Linked DNA regions of Homo sapiens: region 2 is linked to region 1. Evidence: read pairs that join two places in POLR2A ChIA-PET (ENCODE). Cell type or tissue: A673. All regions are shown on one strand. Links, peaks and the distances in the headings refer to the core of each region. The heading gives the core; the rest is flanking DNA. Region 1 overlaps AK2 (adenylate kinase 2). Region 2 overlaps SYNC (syncoilin, intermediate filament protein).

Region 1 (5,376 bases), core at 232-5,231:
AAAATATCTAGCTTTCTGGTTTGACTCAGAGATTCAATTACATGAAGGGAAAACTAGATAGAAATGGGCAGGCAGAGGTATCATTTGATACAGCTACAGAATCTCAAAGCCTAACAGAAGGTAACTTGAGGATTAAAGCAAAGTCCAGCTCCTTCCCCAACCAACATTCTAAGATAAAAAAAGACCAGAAGACCAAGCACAAAATGACTTCTGAAGGTGATTCTCAGAGGCCAAGTTCCAGAATAACTCAGTTATAATTAATCTAGCAATCTTTGATTAGTGCCAGAAAATAATAGATTGTATTTGTCCAATCAGGTCAACTGGCCTAAAGAAGGAGAAAATGTGGCTGGGCATGGCAGCTCACACCTGTAATCCCAGCACTTAGAGAGGCTGGGGCAGGAGGACTGCTCCTGGGTTTAGCTCAGTTCAAAACCAGTGTGGGCAACACAGTGAGACTCCATCTCTACAACAACAACAACAACAACAACAACAACAACAAAAGTAGCAGGGCATGGAGGTGTGTGCCTGTAACCCTAGCTACTCATCAGGCCGAAGTGGGAGGATCACTTGAGCCCAGGAGGTCGAGGCTGTAGTAAGCCATGATTGCACCACTGCACACCAGCCTGGGTCTCAGAACAAAAAAAAAGAGAGAAAATGCAATTATCGTCCCCAGATAAGAAGGATTACCTTTGTCACAACTGCGAAGTAATTGCTTTGTTACAGAAACAGCACACAGAGCCATAAAGCAGGTTAAAAAACACTTCTGTGACTTCCTAAATCCTCTCTTGAATACATCTCTGAGTTCTGGCCTAGGGACAGCAGTTTCATTTCTGGCTCTAAAATTTAGGTATATAACAAAACACACCAGCACAGAAAAACTTCAAGAATACTATGAATGAGTGCCATAAATTCAGAACAAACAAAATAACTTGCACTCTAAAAAGTCTTACAAGGCCAAGTGCGGTGGCTCACGCCTGTAATCCCAGCACTTTGGGAGGCCAAGGAGGGTGGATCACCTGAGGTCAGGAGTTTGAGACCAGCCTGGCCAACATGGTGAAACCCCATCTCTACTAAAAACATAAAAATTAGCCAGGCATGGTGGCAGGTGCCTGTAATCCTAGCTACTCGGGAGGCTGAGGTACAAGAATCGCTTGAACCCAGGAGGTGGAGGTTGCAGTGAGCCAAGACTGCGCCACTGCACTCCAGCCTGGGCGACAGAGCGAGACTTTGTCAAAAAAAAAAGAAAAAAAATTTCCTATAATCTGCCAGTTTGTTAAAACACCCTCTAGCACATGGTTGTTCAACAGAATTTTGTTTGATGATGGAAAGTTCTGTATCAGCGTTGGCTGGTAAATACTTGAAATATGGCTAGTGCAACTGAGGAACTGATTTTTACATTAATTAAATTAATCTAAATAGCCACCTGTGGCTGGTGGCTACCATATTGGACAGTGCAGATCTAGATTCTGAGGAATATCAACACTCATTGGTACCACCAAACCTACCAGTTTCCCAGCATCCATAGTTGCCTTCAGCTTTTTTCCTAGCTCTGAGCCAGAAGCCACCATGGCCCTCAGCATGTCCCCAGTAGCTAAATGGCAGACACAGAAGTTTTCAGCCAATCTGGGTGCCTACAGAGAGGAAGACAAAAACCAAGATTCAATTACATTACAGGCTGTGGAGTCAGACTGCCTAGGTGTGAACCTGGCCCTGCCACTTACTGGCTATGTAAACATGGGCAAATGCCTACTTCCTTACCTGTAATGGGGATAAAAGTACCTTATATTACATTCTAACATATACTGATTATAGGGTTATGGTAAGAATTACATGAAATAATATATGTAAAGCACTTAAAACAGTACAACTAGCACACAGGAAGGAGTCATAAATATTAATTATCACTATTTCCACTCAACACACTAGTGACACATAAGTTTCAGTTTCCCCATTATAAATGGGAAGACTTGCTGGGCATGGTGGCTCACGCCTATAACCCCAGCACTTTGGGAGGCTGAGGTGGGCGGATCACGAGGTCAGAAGTTCGAGACCAGCCTGACCAACATGGGGAAACCCCGTCTCTACTAAAAATACAAAAATTAGCTGGGTGTGGTGGCGCTTGCCTGGAATTGCAGCTACTCAGGAGGCTGAGGTAGGAGAATTATTTGAATCTGGTAGGCAGAGGCTGCAGTGAGCTGAGATTGCACCACAGCACTCCAGCTCCAGCCTGGGTGACAGTGAGACTTCGTCTCAAAAAAAAAAAAAAAAAAAAAAGAGAATAAAAATAGTACCAACACTTCACATGGTTGCTGTGAGGTTTAAATGAGATCATGTATATAATGCACTTGGTACAACACCTGGCACATAACATGTGCTGAATAAACATTTGCCAAAGGGATGAATGTACAATTGTCATGTACTACAGCTACTGGGTCAGGGAGGCAACTAGGAGCAGTTTGCCCCCAGGCAGAACTGGGTTTTCCTCCTTCCCTGTCACTAAGTAGCTGTACTATGGTGGCCACCTCACTTTTCAGTTTCCTTATCTGTTTAAAATGAAGGCAAAAAAGGCTCCATCTCAGAAGGTAGCTGTGAGGATTAGCTGAGATATATACAAAGAGCACTTGGCAAATAATAAGCACTTACATACTAGTTTTAGGAGGCATTATAGTGTTTTGGTCAAGAGCACAGGCTTGAGAGTTAAACTGCTGGTTTGCAGACTCCAGGTCCACTAACCATTATGTAAAATTGACTTAAGATGTCACTTCACCTTTCTAGGTTTCAAATTTCCTCTAAGTAAAATGGAGATGGTAATAGTATCTGTATCACTGGGTTGATGAGAAGATTATACAGAATTCAGTATATGCAGGCCCTGGCATATAGTAAGCGCTCAGTGGGCACTGGCTGTTACCATAACCCCTGTCCTAATCCTATATTCATTCATACAAAAAGAAAACATTTACTAATGCCTTTCCCAAGAACCCTGTCGGGAGCCTGGGAAACAGATGAATAAAAGGCATAGACTATGTACTTAAAGAGCTTATATTTGGTGAATTATACATGAGAATGCAGAATTAGAACAGGAAGAGACCCTAGACAGCTCAACACTGGCTTTGCAGTGGGAAAAAAAGAATGCAGAATTTACAAGGAATATAATCAGTTCAAGGAGCTCAATTTTAGCTTTTTCCGTTCAATTGTTTTATAAACTAAGCAGGTTTAGATCCCGATTCCAACAAATCAGTTCACTGGGAGTTTTCTTTTCTTTCTTTCTTTCTTTTTTTTTGAGACAGAGTCTCACTCTATCACCCAGGCTGGAGTGCAGTGGCACGATCACGGCTCACTGCAGCCACGAACTCCCTGGGCTCAGGTGATTCTCCTGCCTCAGCCTCCCAGTAGCTGGGATTGCAGGCACAAGCCACGTGCCTGGCTAATTTTTATGTAATTGGGAGTTTTCTTAGGTGCATGCTTAGGTGCACACAATAAAAGGTACATAGATAGGGCTGGTTTGTGATTCATGGACCAATTCAGTTAAAGCAAAGAAATGACTTCATAGCAAAATGGAATCTAGTGAGAAGGCATTAAAAACTGTACTTGGCCGGGTGCAGTGGCTCACGCCTGTAATCCCAGCACTTTGGGAGGCCAAGGCGGGTGGATCACAAGGTCAGGAGATTGAGACCATCCTGGCCAACATGGTGAAACCCCGTCTCTACTAAAATATAAAAAAATTAGCCGGGCATGGTGGCGCATGCCTGTAGTCCCAGCTACTCAGGAGGCTGAGGCAGGGGAATCGCTTGAACCCAGGAGTTGGAGGTTGCAGTGAGCTGAGACTGCGCCATTGCACTCCAGCCTGGAGACAGAGCAAGACTCCATCTCACAAAAAAACAGCAACAAAAAAAAACTCTGTACTCTGGGTTGGGCGCAGTGGCTCACACCTGTAATCCCAGCACTTTGGGAGGCCGAGGCGGGTGGATCACCGGAAGTCAGGAGTTCGAGACTAGCCTGGCCAACATGGTGAAACCCCATCTCTACTAAGAATACAAAAATTAGCTGGGCGTGCTGGCACGTGCCTGTAATCCCAGCTACTTGGGAGGCTGAGGCAGGAGAATTGCTTGAACCCAGAAGGTGGAAGTTGCGGCGAGCCGAGATCCAGCCCGGGCGAAGAAGCAAGACTACGTCTCAAACAAACAAACAAACCCAAAAAACCAAAATTCTGTACTTTGCAAAATCAGTGAATGTCAGGAGCCCTGACAATGAAAAACCAGGCTGGCACTGTGGCCGTACATCTAGAGAGTGCTTTCTGCCAATCTTTCTCATTGCTGTTGAAATTAACCTGGGTAAACAATTTGGAGGTCAGGCTTGCTCAAGTGGAAAGGCTGACCAAAACACCACAGAGAAGAGCTGTTAGCACAGAACCTGTTCTATTTTTATCACTCCCAAACTGCAGGACTCTTATGCACTGTTCCAGGTGATTGGATTCTACAGCTAGATGAAAGAACACACACCAATAGGGAAGAAAACTAATTCCTGGCTGGGTATGGTGGCTCACGCCTGTAATCCCAGAACTTTGGGAGGCTAAGGCGGGTGGATCACGAGGTCAGGAGTTCAAGACTTCAAGACCAGCCTGGCCAAGATGGTGAAACCCCGTCTCTACTAAAAATACAAAAATTAGCCAGGCGTGGTGGTGGGTGCTTGTAATCCCAGCTACTCAGGAGGCTGTGGCAGAGAACTGCTTGAACCCGTGAGGTGGAGGTTGCAGTGAGCGGAGATCGCGCCACTGTACTCCAGCCTGGGTGACAGAGCAAGACTCTTGTCTCAAAAAAAAAAAAAAAAAGAAAAAGAAAAAAAGAAAACGAATTCCTTCATTTCCTGCTGGCTGCCTGGGAGTCAATGTGGTAGGCTGTAAAGAGCACGCATGGGTTTTGAAGTCAGACAGATTTACACTTGATTCCTAGCTAAGGCACTCAGTAGCCGTGTGATCTTGGGCTAAGTACTTAACTTCTCAGAGTGTCAGTTTCCTCATCAGTTTAATGGGGATAATGACTACTTCACAGGGTTCTTATGAGGATAAATGAAATAAAGTACCAAAAACATCAGACACGCAGCAGGCATTCAATAAATAAAAGGCTTCCTTCCATGGTCTTTCTTCTTTGCATTAGTCTTTATTTACAGGCTGCAGAAACCTAATGAAATAACTTTATTATAGTCCCCTCACACTTCAAACTTATGCTTTAGAGCAGCCATTCACAGACTCTAAATCACTGGAGGAATGCTGTTAAAATGCAGATTCCGGCTGGGCGCGGTGGCTCACGCCTGTAATCCCAGCACTCTAGGAGGCCGAAGCAGGCGGATCATCTGAGGTCGGGAGTTCAAGACCAGCAT
Region 2 (5,376 bases), core at 64-5,063, 330 kb before region 1:
GAGGCGAGGCGGGCGGATCACAAGATCAGGAGATGGAGACCATCCTGGCTAACACGGTGAAACCCCGTCTCTATTAAAAATGCAAAAAATTAGCCTGGTGCGGTGGCGGGCGCCTGCAATCCCAGCTACTCGGGAGGCTGAGGCAGGACAATGGCGCGAACCCGGGAGGCAGAGCTTGCAGTGAGCTGAGCGCCACTGCACTCCAGCCTGGGCAAGAGTGACAGACTCCGTCTCAAAAAATAATAATCATCATCATCATCATCATCTATCCCACAGCCCTTTTACCTGCACCTCTCATAAATCACCTATTACTTTCTTCTCTGAGATACAACTATTAATGTAATGTCTGTCTGAGTATTGGCTGTTAAGGATAGTATTGATGCTAAATAAATGACTTTTCACTAGACTGTGAACCAATTTTTTAAAAAATAGGGTAAGGGGAATATGAAGAGTTTAAAAACATTCAGTATTACTTCTGGGTGTGGTGGCTTACGCCTGTAATCCCAACACTGGGAGGCTGAGGCCGGTGGATCACCTGAGGTCAGGTGTTCGAGACCAGCCTGACCAACATGGTGAAACCCCATCTCTACTAAAATACCCAAATTAGCTGGGCATGGTGGCACAGGTCTGCAATCCCAGCAACTTGGGAGACTGAGGCAGGAGGATTGCTTGAACCCAGGAGGCAGAGGTTGCAGTGAGCTGAGATCATGCCACTGCACTCCACTGCACTCCAGCCTGTGTGACAGAGCGAGACTCTGTAAAAATAACTGGGAGGCTGAGGCGGGTGGACTGCCTAAGCTCAGGAGTTTGAGACCACCCTGGGCAACATGGTGAAACCCCATCTCTACTAAAATACAAAAAATTAGCTGGGTGCAGTGGCGGGCACCTGTAGTCCCAGCAACTCAGGAGGCTGAAATGAGAATTGCTTGAACCCGGGAGGTGGAGTTTGCAGTGAGCCGAGATTGGTTCAGTGCACTCCAGCCTGGGTGAAAGAGCAAGACTCTGTCTCAAAAATAAATAAATAAAGATAAAAATAAAAAACATTCAGTATTATGACCCCAAAAACCACAGTGTTTTTTTTTTGTTTGTTTGTTTTTGTTTGTTTTTGAGATGGAGTCTCACTCTGTCACCCAGGCTAGAGTGCAGTGGTGCAATCTCAGCTCACTGCAACCTCCGCCTCCCGGGTTCAAGCGATTCTCCTGCCTCAGCCTCCCAAGTAGCTGGGACTACAGGCATGTGCCACCATGCCCCCCTAATTTTTGTCTTTTTAGTAGAGACGGGGTTTCACCATATTGGCTATACTTGTCTCAAACTACTGACCTTGTGATCCACCCACCTCAGCCTCCCAACCAAAGTGCTGGGATTACAGGCGTGAGCCACCGCTCCCAGACAGAGTGTTTTCATAATACAAACTACAGAAAGCTTGACAAAATCTTCAGTGAAGTGAATGCAGCCATTTCAACAGGGAAACTTGTTCCCTTAAGGGCATATCACAATCTCTGGGAAGACATAGATTTCTAAGTTTATCCAAAGGAATCAGTGTTTCAAAAGATTAAAGTACTGCTTAGAGCACCACACTACAGTCTTCTCATTAGTGCCCAGCAGCACATGTGCTCTGAGCCTTGAGTAGCAGAGAGTAATACAACAATAAGTAAAATGTATTCCCTACCTTCTGAAAGTTCACAGTCTAGGAGGGACTACGTAATTGTTTATTCACTTAGTATTTATATCCCACTCTGTTCTAAAAAGGGATTAGAACTGGCTCACACTTAATCAGAAATAACTTGAATGCAAGAGAGATGGGGACAAATGCACATAAAAGGAAAGTGAAGATGAGAGGATTCTATTAAGGTTGGTGCAAAATTAATTGCAGCTTTTGCCATTAAAAGTACTTGAGCCCAGGATTTCAAGACCAGCCTGGGCAACATGGCAAAACCCTGTCTACAAAAAATACAAAAATTGGCCGGCTGCGGTGGCTCACACCTATAATCCTAGCTCTTTGGGAGGCCAAGGCAGGCGGATAGCTTGAGCTCAGGAGTTCAAATCCAGCCTGGGCCACGTGGTGAAACCCTGTCTCTACAAAAAATTAGCCAGGTATGGTGGCACACACTTGTAGTCCCAGCTGCTTGGGGGCTAAGGCAGGAGGATCGCTTGAGCCCAAGAGGTTTGAGGTGCAGTGAGCCCTCAAGATTGCACCTGTCTCAAAAAAGAAAAAATTAGCTGGGCATGTTGGTGCACAGTTGTGGTCCCAGCTACTCAAGAGGCTGAGGTGGGAGGATCGCTTGAACCTGAGAGGTCGAGGCTGCAGTTAGCTGTGATCATGCCACTGCACCAGCCTAAGTGACAGCAAGACCCTGTCGCAAAAAAAACAGAGTGCAGGCCGGGCGCGGTGGCTCACACCTGTAATCCCAGCACTTTGGGAGGCCAAGGCAGGCGGATCACGAGGTCAGGAGATCCAGACCATCCTGGTTAACAACAGTGAAACCCCGACTCTACTAAAAATACAAAAAAATAGCCGGGCATGGTGGTGAGCACCTGTAGTCCCAGCTACTCAGAAGGCTGAGGCAGGAGAATGGCATGAACCCAGGAGGCAGAGCTTGTAGTGAGCTGAGATCGCACCACTGCACTCTAGCCTGGGCGACAGAGCGAGACTCCATCTCAAAAAAAAAAAAACAAAAAACAGTGCAGATAACTTCTAGTCCCTAGCATGGGCCTGAATGAATGAAGAATGGAGAAAAAATTGCGTGGCCCCAAAGAACAAATTTTTCTTCCTACATGTGACACTATCTTTCAGCCCCAAAGACCTTGGACTCTGGCCACTCTTTCCCCAGGTTAAAAGACCTCAGTTCTTTTCATGCCCAATGGGCCTACCCTGTACTGCTGCACCTCTTCATCTCGTTTTTGCCTCACAAGTGCGATCTGGTCCTCCAGGTTCCTGTTTTGCAGGCGGAGCTGCCGGGCCTCTGCTTGCAGGGGTCTCAGAGCCTCCTTCATTTCCTGGATCTCAGCCTGGGTTCTCTGCAGAGCTTTGGTCCCAGCTTCTTTCCTCTCTAGGAGCCGCAGGAACTGAGGCTCATACTCCTCCTCCAGGTCCTGGCGGCTCTCTGCCATGAGATTTTCAAACTGGGCAGAGAGTCGCCGGCTTTCCTGGAGAAAGTGCCCATCCCTCTGGCTTGGAGGGGCTTCTAGTTGTTGCCGCAGCTGCTCCTTCTGCTTCTGATAGGCATCCCGGAGCTGGGCCAGTTCCTCTGAGAGCTGGGTTGCCCTTGTAGTCAGCACTTCCCGGAAATCGGCAAACTGAGCCACGTCCTGCTGGCGGCACTCCAGCTGGTATTGGTAGGCCACACATTCCTTTGTCACTTTGAAAAGCTTCTGCTTGACCAGCCGGATCTCCTCCCTTAGGCCATCTCTCTCCAGCTCTGCTTGGGCATGGAGCTTGTAGGCAGCCAGGATGTCTTGATGGACTTGCTGTACCTCCTGCAGGGCTGGTTCCCGGAGCAATACAAGCTCATGGATGAGCTGATCCCTCTCCTCTTCCAGCTGGGCCACAGCTTGGACACACTGCTGGAAACGCCCCTCTAGCAATTCCAGGTCCTCTATGCTCAGGTTCTCCTCCATGCTGGGGCTCTGCTCGGCTCTGAGGCTCTCCTCAGGGTTAGATTTCTCCGCCCTTGTGACTGTCTCTCCCTCATAAACAACGTGCTCTGGGCTTGTGGGCTTTCCTGGCTCCACGGGCCCCTCCACAAACTGTATCCGATCTGGCTCCGTGGTTTCCTCCACACACACTGTCTCCTCTGGATTCCCAGGCTCCTCCACATGCAGAGCCTCATCTGGCTGCATGGCCTCCTCAATATACAGGGCCTCCTCTGCCTTCTCAGTCTCTTGCACATAGAGTGTCTCATCAAGGTCACCTGTGTCCTCCAGGTAGAGAATGTCTTCGAGGTTTAAGGACCCCTCTGAAGATAGAGTAACTTCTGGGTTCAAGGCTTCTGCCTCATTTAGGGATCCAGAGTTCTTTGGAAGAGGAGAATTGGCCTCTACTCTTGTTTTCCTGCAAAAGAAATGATTGAAAGTGAAAGGGCAGCCACAATCCCAGGATGGTGCAATTCTGGAGCCAGCAGCCATGGGCCTAGACTACCTCAGGTTCTTAGATGTCAGCAGCCATTCGTCTGCTCCCTCCACTCTGTCAATCCACCCCTCCACACACCCAACCACGGTGTAGATCCCCTGCCAGCATCCCAGCGACATCACCATATGGTCTCTGCTTATGCAGCTCCAAGGACTCGACATACCTGAGGCACCACTGTTTGTTCCACAATTATAATAATTTTTTTTTTTTGAGATGGAGTCCCGCTGTATTGCCGAGGCTGGAGTGCAATAGCGTGATGTCGGCTCACTGCAACCTCTGTCCCCCAGTTCATGCGATTCTCTTGCCTCAGCCTCCCAAGTAGCACCACCACGCCTTTTTTTTTTGAGACGGAGTCTTGCTCTGTTGCCAGGCTGGAATGCAGTGGTGCGATCTTGGCTCACTGCAGCCTCCACCTCCCAGGTTCAAGTGATTCTCCTGCCTCAGCCTCCTGAGCAGCTGGGATTATAGGCACACATACCACCACGCCCGGCTAATTTTTGTATTTTTAGTGGAGATGGGGTTTCACCATGTTAGTCAGGCTGTTCTCAAACTCCTGACCTCATGATCTGCCCGCCTCGGCCTCCCAAAGTGCTGGGATTATAGGCATGAGCCACTGCGCCCAGCCCAGTTCTAATAAAATTATAATGTTGAGGTAAAACCTTCCTTATAACTTTTTTTTTTCTTTGAGATGGAGTCTTGCTCTGTCACCCAGGCTGGAGTGCAGTGGTGCCATTTCAGCCTCCACCTCCCAGGTAGGTGGGACTACAGACACGTGCCATCACACTCAGCTGATTTTTGTATTTTTAGTAGAGATGGGGTTTTACCATGTTGGCCAGGCTGGTCTCAAACTCCTGACCTCAAGTGATCCGCCCTCTTCAGCCTCCCAAAGTGTTGGGATTACAGGCATTGAGCCACCATGCCCAGCAATTCCTGGTAACTTTTAGCCACTGGATTTACCTGATTCTTCCTTCTAGGATCAGATATTTCTACCTTCTTTTCTGTGTAAGTTATCTAAACACTTAAAGAGAACCATGGTCGGCCAGGCGTGGTGGCTCACACCTGTAATCTCAGCACTTTGGGAGGCCGAATCAGGCGGATCACCTGAGGTCGGGAGTTCAAGACCAGCCTGACCAACATGGAGAAACCCCATCTCTACTAAAAATACAAAATTAGCCGGGCGTGGTGGTGCATGCCTGTAATCCCAGATACTCACTGAGGCAGGAGAATCTCTTGAACTTCAAAGAGGC

Evidence for each region. Peaks named below come from ENCODE experiments on the same cell type or tissue, not always from the same donor. Only the 100,000 strongest peaks of a DNase experiment are listed, where the experiment ranks them.
Region 2: POLR2A ChIA-PET joins it to region 1 with 8 read pairs; 3 of 35 experiments call an interaction of 5 or more read pairs at or near these places.

The regions. Positions count from the first base shown.
Region 1 is chr1:33,022,937-33,028,312 of GRCh38, forward strand. AK2 (adenylate kinase 2) reads right to left here. Exons shown (of 6, transcript NM_001625.4): 2 at 1,506-1,631. Among named protein-coding and RNA genes, the nearest start is that of AK2, 11 kb to the right of the region's middle. In A673, for the core only: no CTCF peak of the experiment used is centred there; a DNase peak (open chromatin) is centred at 3,015.
Region 2 is chr1:32,691,994-32,697,369 of GRCh38, forward strand. SYNC (syncoilin, intermediate filament protein) reads right to left here. Exons shown (of 5, transcript NM_030786.3): 2 at 2,872-4,051. Among named protein-coding and RNA genes, the nearest start is that of SYNC, 8.1 kb to the right of the region's middle. RefSeq lists an enhancer at 2,690-3,428. In A673, for the core only: no CTCF peak of the experiment used is centred there; no DNase peak of the experiment used is centred there.